2 separate regions of the Homo sapiens genome follow, and region 2 is linked to region 1. Evidence: chromatin loops called from intact Hi-C (ENCODE). Cell type or tissue: psoas muscle. All regions are shown on one strand. Links, peaks and the distances in the headings refer to the core of each region. The heading gives the core; the rest is flanking DNA.

The links. Hi-C counts contacts between places; a loop is a spot of excess contacts. Peaks named below come from ENCODE experiments on the same cell type or tissue, not always from the same donor. Only the 100,000 strongest peaks of a DNase experiment are listed, where the experiment ranks them.
Region 2: a loop joins it to region 1, with 3.0 times the contacts of the local background. A loop is called at or near these places in 9 of 110 quality-filtered maps.

The regions. Positions count from the first base shown.
Region 1 is chr12:119,585,688-119,598,335 of GRCh38, reverse strand. It overlaps TMEM233 (transmembrane protein 233), which reads right to left and starts at 4,562. Exons shown (of 3, transcript NM_001136534.3): 1 at 4,302-4,562. The coding sequence starts at 4,487. The region is part of intron 1 of PRKAB1-AS1 (PRKAB1, TMEM233 and CCDC60 antisense RNA 1); the gene reads left to right. RefSeq lists an enhancer at 4,001-4,574. In psoas muscle, for the core only: no CTCF peak of the experiment used is centred there; DNase peaks (open chromatin) are centred at 2,235, 3,145, 3,735, 4,625 and 1 weaker place; H3K4me3 peaks cover 4,390 bases; H3K27ac peaks cover 5,329 bases.
Region 2 is chr12:119,644,828-119,652,827 of GRCh38, reverse strand. All of the region lies in intron 1 of PRKAB1-AS1 (PRKAB1, TMEM233 and CCDC60 antisense RNA 1), which reads left to right. It also overlaps a transcript of TMEM233 not described here. Among named protein-coding and RNA genes, the nearest start is that of PRKAB1-AS1, 19 kb to the left of the region's middle. In psoas muscle, for the core only: a CTCF peak has its summit at 3,417 (motif pointing right); a DNase peak (open chromatin) is centred at 7,087; H3K27ac peaks cover 1,992 bases.

The DNA of each region.
Region 1 (12,648 bases), core at 1-8,000:
GGGCACAAACTCGTCTTCTGAGTCAGGTAGCAAATTCCAGCTACAAAACCAATAGACAGTGAACTAACCCTAAATTTGCCAACACTCTTGCAACTTGCCTAGAGCCCCACTTCTTTGAGATCCAGGAGGGCAGAGACCTTGCTGATCTTATTTGCCACTTGATAGAGATAAAGGAATAGCTGGAATAGAGCCTGGCACATAATAGATGCTCAATAAGTACATGTTGAATAACAAATAAATATTCTTTCTCCAGGGTCGAGGGCCACATTAGGAAATTATAGGGTTCTTTCACATGGAATAAACAGATAGCCAGGGATGGGTGAGATCATGTTGAATGAGGCCTGAAAGCCAGCTTGTGCTCCTCACCAAGCTATGTGCCCTGGTGGAGGGCTGTGTCTGCATGGAGAAAATGTGCCATATTCAAATTCACACAACGATGCAATATGAGCTACCAGGAACCCAGTCTAGGGGGAAATTCTTGAGACATGCGTCCCTCAAATTGAGGTTAAGTATGCTTTCAATAAACAGACTTTCAATATATAGAGGAAGAAACACTTCTGTGTCCCTGACAATGCTTGACCCATCAACATCCAATACCACATGACATGTTGGACTAGAGCTTGTCTGTAGTGTGCCACCTCCTAACCCCCAGGACCCCAGGACTCCCCTGGTTCTACATGGGGTGGTAGAAAGAACACAGAAATCCACCACTCGAAGAACACTCTTCTTGAATGTGTATTTTTCCAAAGTAGTTTTCTTTGCCAGCACCTACTCTAATTTGGTGATTTTATAGAAAGCTTCTCAGGCTTGGTGTAATAAATATTTAAGCATTGATTGTTTTGAGATTGTTGGCTCTTTTTTTTTTTACCATTCTGGAAACTAATTATTTTGAGCCTTGTCAGTATGTTCCACACATCCATGTTTATATCAATTTGCATCATCCTACAGTGCTTCTTCATTGGGATGGTCTTGGTATTGGGAATGTGCCCATTCTTCACTGGGGGACAGCCCCTAGCATGGCAGACATTAGTACTTCGGCTTTTTCCACCAAATGCCAGTAACACCCCAAATCATTGAGGGCACCACAAATCATAAATTACAGAGAAGTGAGAGTTGAAAATTGCCAGGACTGAACATCACAAGAGACCCTAGGGGAAGCAAACGCCTGGCAGAATTGGTCTCCCACCTTTCTACTGCACATCCTTCCTCTTCCTCTTTGTCCTTTGTCCTTTGGAGTCCTTGTGATGAAACTGATCAAGTCCAGAGCTGCACTATATATCAATGGGAAAAGACTTCCAGTGCAACAGGAAGGGTGTAGGACACACTGTTTAGAATTTCTGTTTGTTTTTATATGTAACATGATATCTCCAGGTTCCAAATCTATACATCTGTCTGACAATTATTGCATGTACCTAGCATAGTGCTAAGAACTAGAATGCTTTGTTTTGTTTCATCCTTACAACAGTTTTGCTCAACTTAAAACAGCTTTCACATTCCCATTTTATAGATGAAGAAACCAAGGCTTTAAAAAGGTACAAAACTTGGCCGGGCGCAGTGGCTCACCCATGTAATCCCAGCACTCTGGGAGGCTGAGGCGGGCAGATCACTTGAGGTCAGGAGTTTGAGATCAGCCTGGGCAACATGGTCAAACCCTGTCTCTACTAAAAATACAAAAATTAGTCGGGCGTGGTGGCCGGCGTCTGTAGTCCCAGCTGGTTGGGGTGGCTGGGGTGGAAGGATCGCTTGAACCCGGGAGGTGGAGGTTGCAGTGAGCCGAGATTGTGCCACTGCACTCCAGCCTGGGTGACAGAGCAAGACTCCGTCTCAAAAAAAAAAAAAAAAAAAAAAGATACAAACTTGTCCATAGTAAACTGTCTCCAGTGGGGGAGGGAATGGGGAAGAGGGGATTAGAAAAGGAAGTTTCAATTCAAAGCATGTGCAAACCTCATCTCCCAGGGCATACCAAGCAGCATCATTAATATCTGACCTGTCACTACCATCTGGAGTGCCAGCTCATTTCAGACCAATGAGGGAAAAAGCCTTTGCAGGCAGTTTTCTAAGTGGCACTGGGAAAGGAGTGAATTGGCTGCTTCATTAATAAAGCAGGATAGAATGTGGGCACCAGTGCCAGCCAGACAGTCTGCTGCTGCCTGGAGAATTTGGCTGCAGCATTGTTTCCAGACTCTCGGCAAAAAAAGTCAAGACCGGATATATGGGGAGAGGAAGGAAGGGAGGAAATTGGCTGGTTGGTCGGAAGGAACCGGATGCGACGGCTTCCGGGCCTCCAGGATGGGAAAAAAAGGTTAATGATTCATCCACACCATTCATTCATGCATGCATTCATTTCATGATACTTATTAAGCATCTACCACGTGCCACATTTTCTTCTAGATGCTGAAGATACAGGAACCAACAAATATTCCTGCCCTTATGGAGCTTATATTCTAATGAGAGGGACACAGACTGTAAACATACAAATAATTAAAATACTATATCAGATGGAGAGAAGTAATTTGGTCAAAAGGTAGCAGGGAAGGAAGAACAGAGCTTGCGCGGGGTGGGTGGATGGGGGTCCTGATTTTAAACAGTAATCACAGAAGGCCTCATGAAGTGACATTTGAGTAAAGATTTTGTAAAGATACCGTGCTGGTCACTGTTCTAAGCACTTTACAATTATTTATGTCATGAATGCTCCCAACAACCCCAAGAAACATGGCTATGATTATTCTGGTTTTACAAAGAGACTGAGGTTCAGAGATGCAGTGACTTCAGAGATCACACAGCTAGAAAGTGGGAGAATTGGGATTTGAATACAGACTTGTCTGAACTTCAGCGGCTGCACGCTTTCATATCGGTGCAGACGCTGTCCACAAACCGGGTTTGGGAAAGGGCAAGTTACGGGTGCAAATGGAGCCTTGCAGGTGCCCACGAATCGAATATGGTGCCACCACCCGTGGGCAAGTGTGGGCGGACTTGATGGGGGACGGGTGGCTAGCGATTTTCACAGCGCTGAATCAGGGCTCTGCGTCTGTGGCCGGGGAGTTCCGTGGCCCAGCTGCAGGCGAGGTGAGCCGGTGGGGGAGGGAGCGCAACTGCAAGGGTTGTCCCGGGACAGTGCCGGTACGAACCTCACCCCGCCGCCACCCCCGGGCCAGCTGCTGCAGTCAATAAGGCGAGGGCCTAGCAGGCGCTCGTCGCCCTCCTGGTGGGGTTCGCTCGGGTGTTCCTACCAGGGTTGAAGAGGGCTAGGGAGCTGAGCTCCGGAAGGGCGGACTAGAGGCCCCAGCGGCCACTCCTAGAGAGGCGGGCAGCTCGGGAGGTCTGAGCGCAGAGGGCGGGCGGAGCCGCACGTTGCGTGGAATCCCCTAGTTCATTCCCGGGAGAGCCCCGGGCGCAGGACAGAGCGGTGGAGGGGCGCCTGGGAGCTCTGGGGGACACCAAGAGAAGAGAGGTTAGGGCCAGTGCGCAGCAAACGGGGAGGAACTACGACGCGCTGGGTAGAAAGAGTAAGAGAGGCGCACCCACTTTGCTGGTGAGGGGGGCACACGGGGAGCCTAAGAAAGGCCTAAAGAGGTAGTGGGTGTGAGCCAGCCTCGGGCGCGTTAAAAAGGGGGCGCCGGAGGGAGGCAAGGAGAGGAAGTTGGGTGTAGGAAGAAGCGAGAGGAAACTGTTGCCTGGACAGAGCGTGCCGTGCCAAAGCGCGGAAACGGGATCAAGGAGGGGGCATCAGGAATCGCCTGGGGACCCCCCGGAGAGTGGCGGAAGCGGTGCCCTTGGGCGCAGCAAAGAGAGAAGGGAGCACAGGCTGAGATAGAGACAGTCCTGGGCGCTGGAGAGCAGGAGCCCCCGGAGCGGCAGGGAAAGGAACGTAGAGCCTGCATGCTCGGGGTATGAGCTTACTGCGCTCGCTAGGGTGGCGCGCACTGGGGCTCTAGAAAAGAGGGTTGAGAAGCCCCGGGCAAGTGCCTAGGAAGGTCAGAGGAGTCAGCAAAGTCCACGGAAGAACTTCCCCGGGTTGGAGAGGAAACGCACCCTGGGAGCTGGAAAGAAGAGGAAAGCTAGCCTGGGGGAAGCTTGATCAGGGCTCTGAGTACCACGAGGAGTGCAGAGGAGGTGCTGATGATTGCGGGGAGAGCTCTGAGAGCCCGAGAAAGGTGAGGAGGAGGTGCGAGGACAAAGAACACCTAGCGCGGGCCGGGCCGTGAGGAAGGGAGCCGCAGAGAGCGCGCGGACTCCCCTGCAGGGGCTCAAAGCCGCCCGGGTCTCTCCTCCCAGGCTGCCTCTGGCCGTGATTCACTCACCATGATGGAAAAGACCAAAGCCACGATGTTGATGGGGTACGCAGGGCAAAAACACGAGACGATGGTGAGCCACAGGTAGTTCTTGGGCATGGGCACGTCCTCCTCGGTCTTGTCATCTTCAGTGTTGGCCTCGGGACTGCTGTCCAAAGCCCTCTTGAAGTCCGGGCTAGGGGCGTACTGAGACATGGGCGAGGCCGGCGGCGCCGGGAGGGCGGAGGAGCGCACGGTCTGTGTGGTCTGGGGCTCTGGCCGCCGGCTTGTGGCGAGGCTCTGAAAAGCCAGCGGCTCGGGGCTCAAGGGAGACGTGACCTCACCCCTTCTGCGTCCTCTGCCAGCACCCGCCCGGGCTCAGGGACCCTGGCCAAGAGCCTCCCCACAAGGAGGAAGGGAGGGAGAAAAGGAGTGAGGGGAGGCGGGGAGGACAGCGGGAGCGTCAGCCTGAGGAACAGGGAACAGGCAGATGAAGGCACCCCACTCCCTGAGATCGTCGGAGGGACGCACAGACTCACACTGAGAAGTCTGGAATAAAAGGAGGCTCAGGGAAGGAGGACGCAAAGGCCCATTAAGTTCCAAATTGGCCAGCCCGTGGGCTGAAGATGACCAGCTCATTTTTAAAAGCCACTTAATTCTAATACATTTAGATGGGACAGGACCAACCCTATCCAGTTGGCAACAGACTCACTACTTCCTCTTGACTTCAACGTTTTACCTTAACTGTCTGGTGCCTGGGCATTTGATTTGTCTCCTGTGCCTCAGACCTTGAACACTGAGCCCCAGGAATTTCTCCTCCCCCCGACCCCCTCCCCCAGGTGGGGTGGGAACCAGGTGCCCAGCTTTGGCCTCAAAGCTTTCCACATTCTACTTGGGGCTCAAGAGACTGGAGTCCAGTATAGTCAGTCAGTGGGCACTGCCCGGTCCATGCCCGTCCAGGTGCCCTCCCCAGTGTGGAAACAAGGAATTCTTCTTTCCACTTTTCCACCTGCAGGACCCCTGGGGAGAAATGCAGGTAGATCAGGCTGGCCTAGGCAACCTAGATGGATGAGTGGGCTGGGAAGAAGAACAAGGTATCCACTTTGGGGACTAGTGTGAGAAAAGCAATTGTATCAGTGTCTAAGCTATTCATGAGAGGGCCGTATGGACCAGAACTGAAGCTTGAATCCAGACAGAACTAGGAAATTGTCACTTCAGGAAAGCCCCTTCATCTTGCTAAGCCCCTATTTCTCCATCTGAAAAAGGGGAAATAATAGTCCCTGCCTCATAAAGTCGTAGTGACTCTTCTATGAGATGGTACATTATCCAGGTCAATCCATGTGCTCAATAAATATTAGCTATTATTAGCATACTATTTCTCCTTATATTCTGAAACATATAGTGCATTATACAGTATCCTAAACTTGATATCCCTTGCTAATATTTCACCAAAAATCCAGGTATTCTGAGCTGCAGGACCACAAAGAAATGAAAATAATTTGATCATGCAGTGTCAAAAGCAATTGCTCACATCATCATACTTGAAACTATTAATCATCTTCTTGGCTTTCTCAGAATATAAGCTGATTGCCTGGGAGATTCTCACTTATCTCATGAGCCATACTTATTTTGTTATCTGCCTCCCTCATTGGACTGCACACTCCCCGAGAGAAGGGGTCATCTGGCTCATCTTTGTGTCAGCATCTGGCACAGTTCCTGGTACAAGGGAGGTGCTTAGTATAGCTTGCTGGGTGAACACACAAAGATGAAATAGTACATTCTCCGCCATGCCTTCTTTCTCATTTTGATGGATTAATAAAATGGGAGTAACTAAAAGATTAGATTCATCTACTGAATTCTCAACCAAGTCTTTGCATTGGCTGTTCCCTCTGCCTCGGCTGTTTTTCCCTGGCTGTCACATGGCTCCTCCTTCTTTTTTTTTTTACTTTGAGTTGGAGTCTCACTCTGTCACCCAGGCTGGAGTGCAGTGGTGTGATCTCGGCTCACTGCAACCTCCACCTCCTGGGTTCAAGCAATTCTCTGCCTCAGCCTCCCGAGTAGCTGGGATTACAGGTGTCTGCCACCACGCCCAGCTAATTTTTGTATTTTTAGTAGACACAGGGTTTCACCATCTTGGCCAGGCTGGTCTTGAACTCCTGACCTCATGATCCACCCGCTTTGGCCTCCCAAAGTGCTGGGAGGCTCCTCCTTCTTATTCCTCAGGTGACAGGTCAAGTCACTTCCTCAAAGAGAGGTCTTCTTGTAGATTATCTAGTGTAGGTCTCCATCCTTATTTTATTCTTGCCAGTTTATTATTTTTTGTGTGTGTAGCGTGTCACAATTGTAATTTATTTCTTTACTTGTTCACTGTTTGTTCTATCTCTAGACTATAGCCTGTCCAACCTGTTCAGAACTATATTTCCAGCACTTAAGAATTGTCCTGGTGCATAGTAGGAATGCAAGAAATGTTTCTTGAATGAATTGACCAAAATTACCTGGATGTATTGAAAAAAATGATTTTCAGGTTTTGATCAAGACCTACTTGGATTAGAATTTCTCAGGTAGCACCCCAGAAATCTGTACTTTTTTTTTTTTTTTTTTTGAGATGGAGTCTCACTCTGTCACCCAGGCTGGAGTGCAGTGGTGCGATCTCGGCTCACTGCAAGCTCTGCCTCCCAGGTTCATGCCATTCTCCTGCCTCAGTCTCCCGAGTAGCTGGGACTACAGGCACCCACCACCACGCCTGGCTAATTTTTTTGTATTTTTAGTAGAGACGGGGTTTCACCGTGTTAGCCAGGATGGTCTCCATCACCTGCCCCTGTGATCTGCCTGCCTCGGCCTCCCAAAGTGCTGGGATTATAGGCATGAGCCATCACGCCTGGCCAGAAATCTGTACTTTTAATGCCTGAGAAAACTGTATTTTTAGAATACTCCCTGGTGATTCTGATGCAACTGAGCAATTTCTCAGATCCCAGTTCTGTCTCTAATTCTTAGGACACAGTCCAGGATCTTTAGCTTGGAAATCCTCTCAGGTGTCCCAAACTCAATGTGTCAAAGAGGAACTCATTGTCTTCCCTAAGAACTTGCTTCTCAAGGCTTGGTCTTTGGTCAATGAACACTGCTCACTTTTCCAATCTCTTCTGCCAAGTATCTCCTTTCTTATTTATTTATTTATTTACTATTTATTTTTTAGAGACAGCCTTGCTCTGTCACCCAGGCTGGAGTGCAGTTGTGCAATCATAGCTCTCTGCAACGTCGAGCTCCTGGCCTCAAGCGATCCTCCCGCCTCAGCCTCCCAAAGTGCTGGGATTACAGGCATGCACCACCATGCCCAGAATTCTCTCCTTTCTTACTGCACTTCAATTACATAGACATTTTTCCCCGTTTCTCTAACATACCTAACCTTTTCCCACCCCAAAGTCTCTGTACCTACTGTTCTTTCCTCCTGGAATGCTTCCTCTCCTCTCTAACTATTGGTTCCTTCTCATCTTCCAGGACCCACTAACTCACATGTTACCGCCTGACAGAGGCCTTCCCTGACCATCATATCTAAAGTGGACCCCATCCTCTTATTCTCCATCCCATTACCTTGTTTATTTTCTATGTCAGACATGGTCTTTTTTATTTATTTGTCTTCTTATTTACTGTCTTTCCCACTAGAAAGGAAGCTCCACAAGGGCAGATATTTTTTTCCATTTTGTTTGCTGTGTTATCCCAAACACCCAGAACTGTGCCTGGCCATTAGCAGGTGCTCAACAGATAATTCATTGAATGAATAAATTGTGAATTTAGTCCTCCAAGTTAGGTACTTGGCAGCATTCTTCTTCTCTTTCCTTCAGCCTCTCCATGAATTATTCATCAAACTATTGATTCATTCTCAAATGTGACTCTTCATTCCATGTCTTCTTTTTCCCATCCTCCTGGGCTTCCAATTCTGGCTCTTATTCACAATGAAAAAGTGCTCTCTGAACCATATTTGTGATCTGAGCCTAATTTATTTTAAAAATATTTGTATTTTTATTTTTCCCCCTTCTTTTCACAGGTGTTGATGAGGCTAGTTAATTTCGTTGGTGCCAGTAGCCCAAGGTTTGGGTACCAAATGAAATTTTGCTTTTCAAAGTTTTGAACTATATTGTTCACTGTAACCCACTAGTGTCATCTAGGGAAAGCCAAAAGAAGGGATTGTTGACTCATTGTGGACTGTTTCTTCTGCCAGGAAAACAACTGCTTAACATGAGCCGAGCACTCTAGAATCGCCAAACATTGACCGAGCACCACTGTTGCACTAAGTGCATTCCCTGTGTGTATCATCTCATTTAATTCCTACAGCAAATTTTCTGAGGGAGGTGATGAGGTTTTCTTTTTCCCAAATGAGGAAACCTAGGAACAGATAGGTAAAGGGACTTGTGTAAAGTCTTCTGGCTAAGAGGAGGTGCCAGAATTTGAACTCGGTCTGAGATATTTGTTCAGCTGGCAGGTCCAGGCCAGAAAGTTAAATGGATATCTCTGAAGTTCATTGGAGTTATTATGCTCTGCTCAGGGAAGATGGATTAATAGCTTGTTGACTGGTCTAAGATGTAGCAGTGAAATTGCCATCACTTGAAACTTTTCAAATTAAATTGAAAAGAAAGTGCCTACACCAGAAAATGTAATGTATATGGTGCTGATTCTTGAGGGATGCATTAGATCACTCAGTGGGGGTTTCCAGCTCTAATTTCCTGAGCTTCACTAATTTTCTCTTGAGAGGTCAGTTTATTGTTCTTGGATGAACCCTACTGGCTGATTGCTTAATAATGTGGCAATACCTACCCTCTTTCAAATGAGACAGAAGAGAAAGCAACTTTCTAATAGCCAGCCTAGGAGAGGGGAAAGGCTTACTGTAGCTTTCTGGATTCTAGTGTAGCAACTTGCCTTTTTGATCTTTGAAACAAGTTTATTTCCAAATGTAAAAGTAATACGTATTCATTTAAGAAAATTGAGAAAATGAAGAAAAACATAAACAGAAGGAGGTGTCATCCAAGTAACCACTACAAACAGAAGGAACTATTTCCTTCTGGTCTTCTTTGTATATGTATATATCATTTTCCACTAAAATGGAATTATATACAGTTTTGTTTCCTCTTTTTCTCACGCAACATTATATGATGGTTAACATCCTTTGCAGATATTTTCATGGTCTGAGTAATTTCCCATTGATTAAATGAATTATTATTTATGTCACCATGCCCTGATCACTAAGTATTGCAGTTATTTTTAGTGTTTATACAGTTATTTTAAAAATTGCTGTGATGAATCTCTTTTGTATCTGAGTGTCTGCATTCGTGATCTTTTCTTTGTGAATTGTGATCTTACAGGGTAGATATCAGTCTTTGAAAGAGCAGAGAAACAATTCAGATTGGCTGGTTGAGAAGTTGTATCGTAAGATATGTATGAAAGGTAAAATTAAAATTTAGGCCAAGGAAACAACCATAGATTCAATAGACTACAGACATGAGATGCTTCATAAGAGATGAAATGAGATGGATTCAAAGAACAACTTCCCAATGCCAAATGGATCCCCGAATTTATAACATTCAATGGCAATGGATTGGTGTTGAATCTATGAATGTGTGCTGGAAATCTGTGCATTTGATCTTAGCTATGTCTGGGATTCCAAAATAAAAGTGGGCTGGGGTGGAGGGGCAGGGGGTGGGGGAGGGAGGAGAGAGAGAGAGAGAGAGAGATTCTGCTGATCTGTGAGAATATAAGAGAGAGAGTCCAGATCTTTAGGAAATGGTAAGAGGTTGCAAGTATTTGCTGCCAAATTTTGCATTAGTCTCAAGTGCCAGCCGTTAGTAGTCATAAAGCCATAAAGTAACTGCTGTGGTCTCAGGGGTTTGCTACAAAATAACAGTGTCTTTTTGGCTAATATTATTAGAAAACCATTTACCTTTCCACTTTCCAACAACTTTGGTCCTCTCACAAAAAAAAAAAAAAAAAAAGAAAAAAGGGAAAAACAGAGGAGAGGAAGTATAGGGGGAAACAGATTTGGTTTCCTTCCTTCCTTCCTTCCTTCCTTCTTTCCTTTCTTTTTTTTTTTTTTTTTTTTTTGAGTCAGAGTTGCCCAGGCTGGAGTGCAGTGGTGTGATCTCAGCTCATTGCAGCCTCCTCCTCCTGGGTTCAAGTGATTCTCCTGCCTCAGCCTCCTGAGCATCTGGGATTACAGGCGCCTGCCACCATGCCCGGCTAATTTCTGTATTTTCAGTAGAGATGGGGTTCCACCATGTTGGCCAGGCTGGTCTTGAACTCCTGACTTCAGGTGATCCACCTGCCTTGGCCTACCAAAGTGTTGTGATTACAGGCATGAGCCACCACACCTGGTCTCGTTAATTTCTTAAGCCATACCTTTTAATGAAACTACTTCTGGACAGAGGACCATATTAAATAAAACTCAGCCTCTCAGGCTTAAAATGCAATTCTTTCCCTATTTGTCCTTCATTGTACCAGATACTAAGAAAGCGTCCACCTGTCACTCTTCTTGCTGAATTGATGATACAAAATGCTGTGTATTGGACCATACTCTGTAGCTCATGGATGAGCTGCTTATAATAATTAGCAAATATAGAAGTGGTAATGGAAATCAGAGGGAAACCACCCATACTCTAATATACTAGCATTGACATTCCTCATACTCTCTTCTAGTCCTTGGATCCAGGTGCAATTTTCATACACTTGCAATAAAAGTACATACACAATTTGGTATCTTGATTTTTTAAAAACTTAATGCTGTATACTAAACCCTTTGCAAATTGTGATTCTCTTTTTGATTGCTTTAAAACTTGATGATAATCATTTTTGATCGCTTTAAAAATTGTATGATAATTTAATTGTTTTCCTTTTGTTGGATACTTTTGGGGAATTTGTCATCTTTTGTATGAAAAATAAGAAAGCATGGCTGGGCACGGTGGCTCATGCCTGTAATCCCAGCACTTTGGGAGGCTGAGGTGGGAGGATTGCTTGAGCCCAGGAGTTTGCGACCAGCCTGAGCAACATGGCAAAACCCCGTTTCTACAGAAAATACCAACAAAATTAACTGGGCTTGGTGGTGTGTTCCTGTAGTCCTAGCTAGTCAGGAGGCTAAGGTGGGAGAATTGATTGTGTCCAGGAGGTTGAGGCTGCAGTGAGCCATTTTTGTGCCATTGCACTCCAGCCTGGGTGACAGAGTGAGACCCTGACACACACACACACACACACACACACACACACACACACACACACACACACAGAGCAGGAATTTTAGAGAGGCTTCTAAGCCCTATTTCCTTTCTCTCTTCCCTCACCACCTACCCAGGAAAGTACTGTGGCATCATCAGATGAAATGGAGACACTCAAAGCAAGTCTGTCTATGCTGGGAGGATTGGGGAGAGGTCTCATGAAGCAGAATTATTTCCAAAGACTCTGAACTCCAAACCACTTAGGGCTTGAAGGACTGAAAGTTGGGCAGGGAATTGCAACCAGAGTGATGGATGGTGGAGGCACTGAGAGTGGTAGATGAGCAGAGTTGGTCTGGAGAGGGTGCTAGGAAGACTGGGAGTAGACGAGAACTGCACTTTGGTGTGGCCTCGAGAGGGAGAACAGAGTTCTATTTGGAGCACACTATCTGGTGCACCTTACTTAAGGAGAACAGATATTCTGGATTTTTTGTCAGCCTGTATCATACTTTATTAGTTACATGTTATTTTATTTGAGGCCGGGCGCAGTGGCTCACGCCTGTAATCCCAGCACTTTGGGAGGCCGAGGCGAGTGGATCACGATGTCAGGAGTTTGAGACCAGCCTGGCCAATATGGTCTCTACTAAAAACTACAAAAATTAGCCAGGCGTGGTGGCACATGCCTGTAGTCCCAGCTACTCAGGAGGCTGAGGCAGGAGAATTGCTGGAACCCGGGAGGAAGACGTTGCAGTAAGCCAAGATCGTGCCACTGCACTCCAGCCTGGGTGACAGAGCAAGACTCCATCTCAAAAAAAAAAAAAAATGTATTTGGCTACCCTGTGTCAGGCAGTATTTGGGTTGGGTGCCAGAGATAGCGTGATAAGCAAGAAAGCCATGATTCCTACCCTTATGGACAAATAAGATAATTTGTGATGAAGGAAATAAAATAGGATAATGGCCAGGCGTGGTGGTTCATGCCTGTAATCCCAGCACTTTGGGAGGCCGAGGCAGGCAGATCACGAGGTCAGGAGTTCGAGACCAGCCTGACCAACATGGTGAAACTCTGTCTTTACTAAAAATACAAAAATTAGCCAGGCATGGTGGCGTGTGCCTGTAGTCCCAGCTACTCGGGAGGCTGAGGCAGAAGAATTGCTGGAACCCGGGAGGCAGAGGTTGCAGTGAGCCAA
Region 2 (8,000 bases), core at 1-8,000, 54 kb before region 1:
TAGAACTTGAGCTCCAAACTCTGCCTCCCCAGCACTGATCAATGCAGTTCTTTGCATTCTCCTCCAGCTTTTTGGTTTGGTTTTGTTTTCTGTCGGGCTTCACAAATACAGTTTGAGTCAGCCAAGGATTTGAGGGGAGTTTATATTCAGATTTTTTAGGTCCCTTTTCTGTGGCTCTATCATTTCTGGGATTTCTCTCATCAAATTTCAGCCACCATGGGGGCCCCAAACTCTAACCTGTGATTCTGCTGCCTAATAAGACTATTGCTTTTGGCTTGAGCTCTGTTCTCTGTGTGCTATGCAGACTGGGTGACCCTTCAGAGGAAAAGCCGGGTAAATGTGGATGATTCCCATTTTATGAGGATTCTTACTGACCCTCCAGTTTTTAGTTGTTCTCAGGTGTCTTTAATTTGTAAAAATGTTTTGTTCAGAGTTTGTAGCTGTACTAGGCAATGGAATTTGCCCAATATAAGTTACTCCTCCACTACTAAAATCCAGAAATCTAATTAGTCTCTATTGATGGACATTTTTGCTTCTCATTTTAAACTTTCACACATAACACTGCCTTGGTATATCCATACAATGTGACTGATTCACATATCCTAGCTCACATATCATAGTTTTCTGAGTAAAATAGTGGGAATAATTTCTAATATGGAATCACTAGGTCCAAGGGTACATACCTTTACACTTTTGCTAGAAATTGCCAAATTTCTCTCCAAAAGTGTTGCAGCAATGATGTTTGTGATATCTGTTTCTCACATCCTCCTCAACACTAAGCATTATTAATTTTTAAATTTTTTTGGTAGTCTGATTAATAAAAGTTGTATGCCATTGGTTTCCTATGCTTTTGTTGATTTATGAGTGAGGTGGACTAACTTTTCATTATTAGTCATTCTACTTATACTTTACTTGGGTACAGAAATTTTCATTTATTAGAATAAAAATTTCTAAGAGCTACTGTTTACTGAGCAATTCTTTTTTTTTTTTTTTTTTTTTTTTGAGACGGAGTCTCACTCTGTCGCCAGGCTGGACTGCAGTGGAATGATCTCGGCTCACTGCAACCTCCGACTCCCTGGTTCAGGTGATTTTCCTGCCTCAGCCTCCCGAGTAGCTGGGATTACAGGCATGTGCCACCACATCCAGCTAATTTTTTTTTTTTTTTGTATATTTAGTAGAGACGGGGTTTCACCATGTTGGCCAGGATGGTCTTGACCGCCTAACCTCATGATCCACCCACCTCTGCCTCCCAAAGTGCTGGGATTATAGGTGTGAGCCACTGCACCTGGCCTACTGAGCAATTCTTAAGGCAGGTCCTGACTGGACAATCCTACCCTTCTTGCTGCAGTTTTTTTCGGAATGGTCACATAACCCAGACTGGAGCACTGGGTTCAGGAATGGTTGTATGACCTAACTGTTACAGTAAGAATACAGTGGGGCTTTTGTCTGAAGGTTTAGGGTAGAGAGGCCTTCCTTCTCTCAGGACATTGATGAGGAAGTTTGTAGCCTGAAGAGCTACTCCCATGAGAGAAACCAGTTTGAGGTCAAAGAATACACAAAGGTGGACAAAGCTGAGAAAATCAAAGGGAAACAGAGCCATAGCCTATTAAATTTGTGATGTGCAGAATCAAACCAACCTTGAAGTTTGTCTTCTATCTGAAATTTTCCATTGTGAGAACTGGTAACTGCCCTTATTAAAGCCAGTTGGATTTTCTGTTGCTTACAACCCAAAGCATCCTAAATCGTATACTCGGATGGACTCATATCCTTCAACAGTAGAAATGTAGCTGTTTTTTCTTTCCTGTGTATATTAATTATTGTGCATAGAAAATATATCTTAGACATTGAAGTGAGACCTCAGAGCTTCTTAAATATCGAATAAGCAGGCCGGGAGCAGTGGCTTGTGCCTGTAATCCCAGCACTTTAGGAGGTCAAAGTGGGGAGATCACTTGAGTTCAGGAGTTCAAGACCAGCCTGGCCAACATGGCAAAACCCGATGGCTACTAAAAATACAAAAATTAGCTGGGTGTGGTGGCTCATGCCTGTAATCCCAGCTACTGGGGAGGCTGAGGCAGGAGAATCACTTGAATCTGGGGGGTGAAGGTTGCAGTGAGCTGAGATTGTGCCACTGCACCCCAGCCTGGGCAACAGAGCGAGACTCCGTCTCAAAAACAACAACAACAACAACAACAACAACAAAATCAAATAAGCAATCCCAAAAGGAATGTGTTATAATTAATGCAAATCGGCCGTAAAAGTTCATCTCACAGAAATTTATGTCAAGTTTGCAACGAATTAGGGACAATGGGTAATAGGCTATTAGGTCATTGCACGCTGTTATGCGTAGAAAGTAGTTCTGTTATTTTTGCTTAGTTATGAACTAAACTCTGAGAGTTAGTTTATCATTTATGGGAGTTAATTGAGTGTAATGATTAAGATCATGGATTTTAAAATCAAATGGCCCAACATTCAGCAGTTGTGCCTCAGACAAATTATTTAACTCTTCCATGACTCAGTTTCCTCAGATGCAAAGAGAAGTTAATGGTATTTATATCTAGGGTTGTTAATAATGATCAAATGAGAGATCATGTCAAAGGTTTAGCAGAATGTCTGGCAAATAGCAAGCCATAATGTTTGTTATTATAGTTACCCACTTTTTTTTTTTTTTTTGAGATGGAGTCTTGCTCTATTGCCCAGGCTGGAGTGCAGTGGCGCCATCTCTGCTCACTGCAAACTCCGCCTCCCGGGTTCACGCCATTCTCCTGCCTCAGCCTCCTGAGTAGCTGGGAGTACAGGCGCCCGCCACCGCGCCCGGCTAATTTTTTGTATTTTTAGTAGAGACGGGGTTTCAACGTGTTAGCCAGGGTGGTCTTGATCTCCTTACCTCGTGATCCGCTCACCTCGGCCTCCCAAAGTGCTGGGATTACAGGCGTGAGCCAACGCGCCCGGCCCTTTTTTTTTTTTTTTTTTTTTAATAGTTAAACAACTACCGTGGGACAGAAGAGCTAAGTTTAGAATTGTAGAATATAGAGACTGAAGAACAAGCCCCGCTGAGCCAGTGTTGGCATTTGATGATCTTATCCACCTTGAATTTCTAAGGAACAGAGGTGTGACTAATTGAATCTACATCATTTTTGAAAAGTTCCATATCAGAAATAAGTCTTAGAGTGAGATAGCCCAAAAATTACCATCAGAGATCAGCCAAAAATCTGGTTCCAAAGCAACAGTTGCTCAGTTTTTGTTTTACTGAAAGTTTATTACTCTAGAACATCTTGCTTCTTTGCTTCATCAAAGCTGTGTGATTTTCTTCCAGTTTGTTTCTGGATCCTACACTAACTCAGAGAGTATAAAAAGCAAAGAAATACGATATTTGTCAAATTGTTAGGGAACACTCTAAATTGTCTTTCTCCATTTTTTCCACTAGGGGGCATCCCAGGCACAAAGGAGGCTGGGGTTCATTTGGGTCTCTATCTTTTCTTTTTCTCTTCTTTTCTCTTCTCCTTTTCTTTTTCTTTTCTTCTGTTTTTTTGAGACAGAGTTTTGCTCTTGTGGCCCAGGCTGGAGTGCAGTGGCACAATCTCGGCTCACTGCAACCTCCGCCACCTGGGTTCAGGAGATTCTCCTGCCTCAGCTTCCCGAGTAGCTGAGATTACAAGCATGCACCACCACTCTCGGCTAATTTTTGTATTTTTAGTAGACATTGGGTTTCACCATGTTGGCCAGGCTGTTCTCGAAGTTCTGACCTCAGGTGATCCTCCTACCTCGGCCTCCCAAAGTGCTGGGATTACAGGCATGAGCCACCGCGCCCAGCCGGGTCTCTATCTTCTTGAAATTATTTTTTGGTATAAGTCGATTTTCATTTCTTCCTTTTTCTAAACCATCACGATAAGGAATATGTGAGAAAGTTTTGAGACAGGATTTACAGCCAATACCTTGGTTAGCTTCATCTTGCTTTAAAATTCAAGTTTAAATCTTGTCAGATAACAATGTAAAAATAAAGCTATGATGATGGAGGAAGCTTTGACTCAGTTTTCTTCTTCCATTTCTCTCTACCTCATTAATTAATTAATTAATTCATTCATTCATTAAATAACTATTGGAAACTTATGTGCCAGGTACCAAGCTAGGGACCAGGAAGACAGAGGTGAACAAGATGAACATGGTCCCTGCCCTCATGGGGGCTCATGATCTGCTGGGAAAGACAGATATTAAATGGTAATTGTGCAAACTGCATCTAACTACCATTGTGATATGACCTTGAGTGAAACCACGGGGAAGTGTGAGCATGCAAAAGGGAGACCCTCATGTTCTTGAAACGTTGGCATATCAGAGAAGGCACCTCTGAACAAGAGGCACTTAATCTGAGATAAAGGAGTGGACATTAGCCAGGAGGAAGGGCACATGGGGAAAAGAACCTTTCACTCATTCAGCAAATAGCTATAGAGTATCTGCCATGGGCCAAGCCCTAGTCTAGATGCTGGGGACACATCAGTGAACAGAACAGACAAGGTCTCTGCCCTCACAAGGTCAACATCCTAGGGGGAGGAGATAGATAATAAAGAAGATAATAAATAAGTAAACAGTTAAATAAAAATATTGTTAGTGGTGGCAAACCCCATGGAGGAAGTAAAACAGGGTGGTGTAATAGCAAGTGATGAGGGGTGGGGTGGTTGCCTTAGAGATGGGGGTTAGGTTGATCCTCTCTGAGAAACTGTGACCTAGGGCATGGGGAAGAAAGGACCAGCTATGTGAAAATCTGGAGAATGGTGTTATGAATGGAGGAAACAGCACACATAAGGCCTTGAGACCAGAATGATCTTGTCATGTTTGGGGCCAGTGTGTGGCTGCAGCTGAGTAGAGTGGGGGCGAGGTAGAAGATGAGATCTGAGAGGCAGCCAAGGGTCTGATCATGTAGGGCTTTGCGGGGTATCATTAAAAGTTTGGATTTTAAAACACCGCATGTTCTCACTCATAAGTGGGAGTTGAACAATGAGAACACATGGACACAGGGAGGGGAACATAACACACTGGGGCCTGTCGGGGGGGTGGGGGGCAAAGGGAGGGAGAGCATTAGGATAAATGCTTAATGCATGCAGGGCTTAAAACCTAGATAATAGGTTGATAGGTGCAGCAAACCACCATGGCACACATATACCTACGTAACAAACCTCCACGTTCTGCACATGTATCCCAGAACTTGAAGTTAAAAAATAAAAAAAAGTTTGGATTTTAGTCCAGAAGAGTAGATGCTCCAGAATGAGCAGTCCTTTTGACACTGAAGAAGAGAACAGACTCGCTGGCACTAGAGCCCATATCTAGGGGACCATCAACTTGTTAATGTCCCTTGGTCTTTTACTCCGAAGACAAAAAAAATGAAGAATAAACAAAGTTGTGGAAAAGGTACTGATTTCACCTATCAAGGATGAAAGGGCAAAATTACAAGAACGGATTCCTGATCACTGGTCAACAAGGGCAAATGCTTGTCTTAACTACAAAAGAGACACCAACTCAACTAAAAAGCCTGCTTGTCGAGGCAAAGTAGCATTTTGTGATTGGGGGTTAAAGACTGACCTTCCAGCTTTTAGTAATAAAGACCTTTTTAAGGACACACAAAAAAAGTTTGGATTTTAAAGGCTGGGTATGGTGGCTTACACCTACAATCCCAGCACTTTCGGAGGCAGAGGTGGGAGGATTGCTTGAGGCCAGAAGTTTGAGACTAGCCTGGGCCACATAGCAAGACTCCCATCTCTTCCAAAAAAAAAGAAAGTTTGAGTTTTAATTCCGTGGGTGGTCACTGGGTGTGTGGGTTGGGTTTCAGCAGAGGAATGATGTGATTAAGTCTAGGTTGTGAGATAACCCTGGCTGCTGTGTGTGTTTTTTAAGCGAATGGATGTCAAAGCAAGATGTAGTAGACAGAATAATGCTCGCCAAAAGATATCCCCATACAAACACCTGGAACTTGTGAATATGTTGGGTTACATGGTAAAGAGGAATTAAGGGAGCAGATGGAATTAAGGTTGCTAATCAGCTGACCTTAAAATAAGGAGATTTTTCTGGATCATCCAGGTGGACCCAAAGTAATGACAAGGGTCCCTAAATGGGGAAGAGAGAGGAAAAGGAGTCAGAACAAAAGAGATGCAGTGTGAAAAAGGCATCTTAAGGGGAGGAGGTAGATAATAAAGAAGATAATAAATAAGTAAATGGTGACTTTGCTGCCGTTGAAGATGGAAGGAGGCCCTGAGTCAAGGCATGTGGATAGCTTCTAGAAGGTGGAAAAGGCAAGAAAAGGGATTCTCTCTACGAACTTCCAGAAAGGAATCCAACCCTGCCGCCATCTTGATTTTGGTCCAGCAAGACCCGTTTTAGACTTCTGACCTCCAGAACTGCAAGATAATAAATTTGGGTTGTTTTAACTCATTAAGTTTGTAATGGTTGTTATACCAGAGAGCCCTGTAAGAAAGCTACTGTAGGACTGGTGCCGTGGCTCATGCCTTTAATCTTGGCACTTTGGGAAGCCGAGGTGGGCGGATCACTTGAGGCCAGGAGTTCGAGACCAGCCCGGCCAACATGGCAAAACTCCGTCTCTACTAAAAATACAAAAAATTAGCTGGGCATGGTGGTGCTAGCCTGTAGTCCCAGCTACTCGGGAGGCTGAGGCAGAAGAATTGCTTGAACCTGGGAGGCGGAGGTTGCAGTGAGCCAAGATCATGCCACTGTACTCAAGCCTGGGCAACAGAGCAAGACTCCATCTCAAAAAAAAAAAAAAGCTACTGTAATTGTTTAGATGAGCTTTGGTAATGGCTCAAGAAATATTTATTTACCTTCCCTTCTAGGCGTGCTTTAGGTCCTCTTTCTTGGGGGTGATCAGGCCATTTCTATATAGGCAGAATTTGGCCTTTTATGAGTTCCTCCCAATACTTTCACTCCAACTAGTACAACTAGTACAACTAGTCCCCATGCATGGGATTCCACGTGACCTGGGGGAGTAAACACTTGGTCACAGTTCCAGGAGCAGACAGCTTGGGTGCATCAGTGAACCAGTGTGGGTGCAAACTGGGAAATTCTACACTGGGACAGGAAGAGAGATGAACGCCGTGACCGGGTCATTGCAGGTCTGACTGGCTGCTCACCCGAGGTTTGGAACAGGTACTCGAGATGAAACTCTCTGATGCCTCATGCAGGCAATGCACAGAGGCAACTTCATACTTCCCTCTCCTGACCCCTGATAAATAGATGTCTACTGGAATGAATGAATGAATGTATTGGAAAGGGAATTCCTTCTTTCTGTGGCTTCTCCAGCAAGTGTAGGTGATGCCTGAGTCATCTTTATGCCTGCCTCTCTTTGTGCTTGTCCAAACCAGAATTCAAAGTGTTTTGGTGCAGGGACATATTTTTATAGGGCAATTCCCCAGACTTAAATATTCAATATTCGTGAGTATTTTTTAAGAATTGGTTGTAACCCATGAGTATGAACGTTATCTTACAAGATTTTTTTTTTTTTTTTTTTGGTAATTGGTGGCCCAGAACTGTCTCTTATATTTAGAAGCCTGAATCTAGGGTTACGTATCAAGATATGTGCATCATGCTGTTTTGCTGAATGCAGCTGTCCTGCTGTAGGCCAAAGGTAATTTGCTGATCCAGGAGCTGAGGCCAGCGATTTTATATCTGCATCTGTTTCTGCCCATAACTTGTGGGCAGAGACAGGGCAACTTCAAGAGCTGTAGCCCTATTGGCCTCAGCACTGCGAAGAATGGTAGGACAGGGACTGTCTTCCTTCCCTTTAGTACAGCCAGTGTGTTCTCCTGCAAAGTGATGGCACAATACTTTGTTTATGCCTCTGTCTGGGCACTCTCATGTTTCCTTCTCATTGTTTGTGTGTGTCTGTTCCCCCCACTAGACTACTGCCACCTTCTCAGGGGTCTCTCTTAAACATTCTGGAATTTCCACCAGCCCAGTTTCTGTGGTTGAGCAGGTGCTCTATAAATACTGGTCAGAGAAGG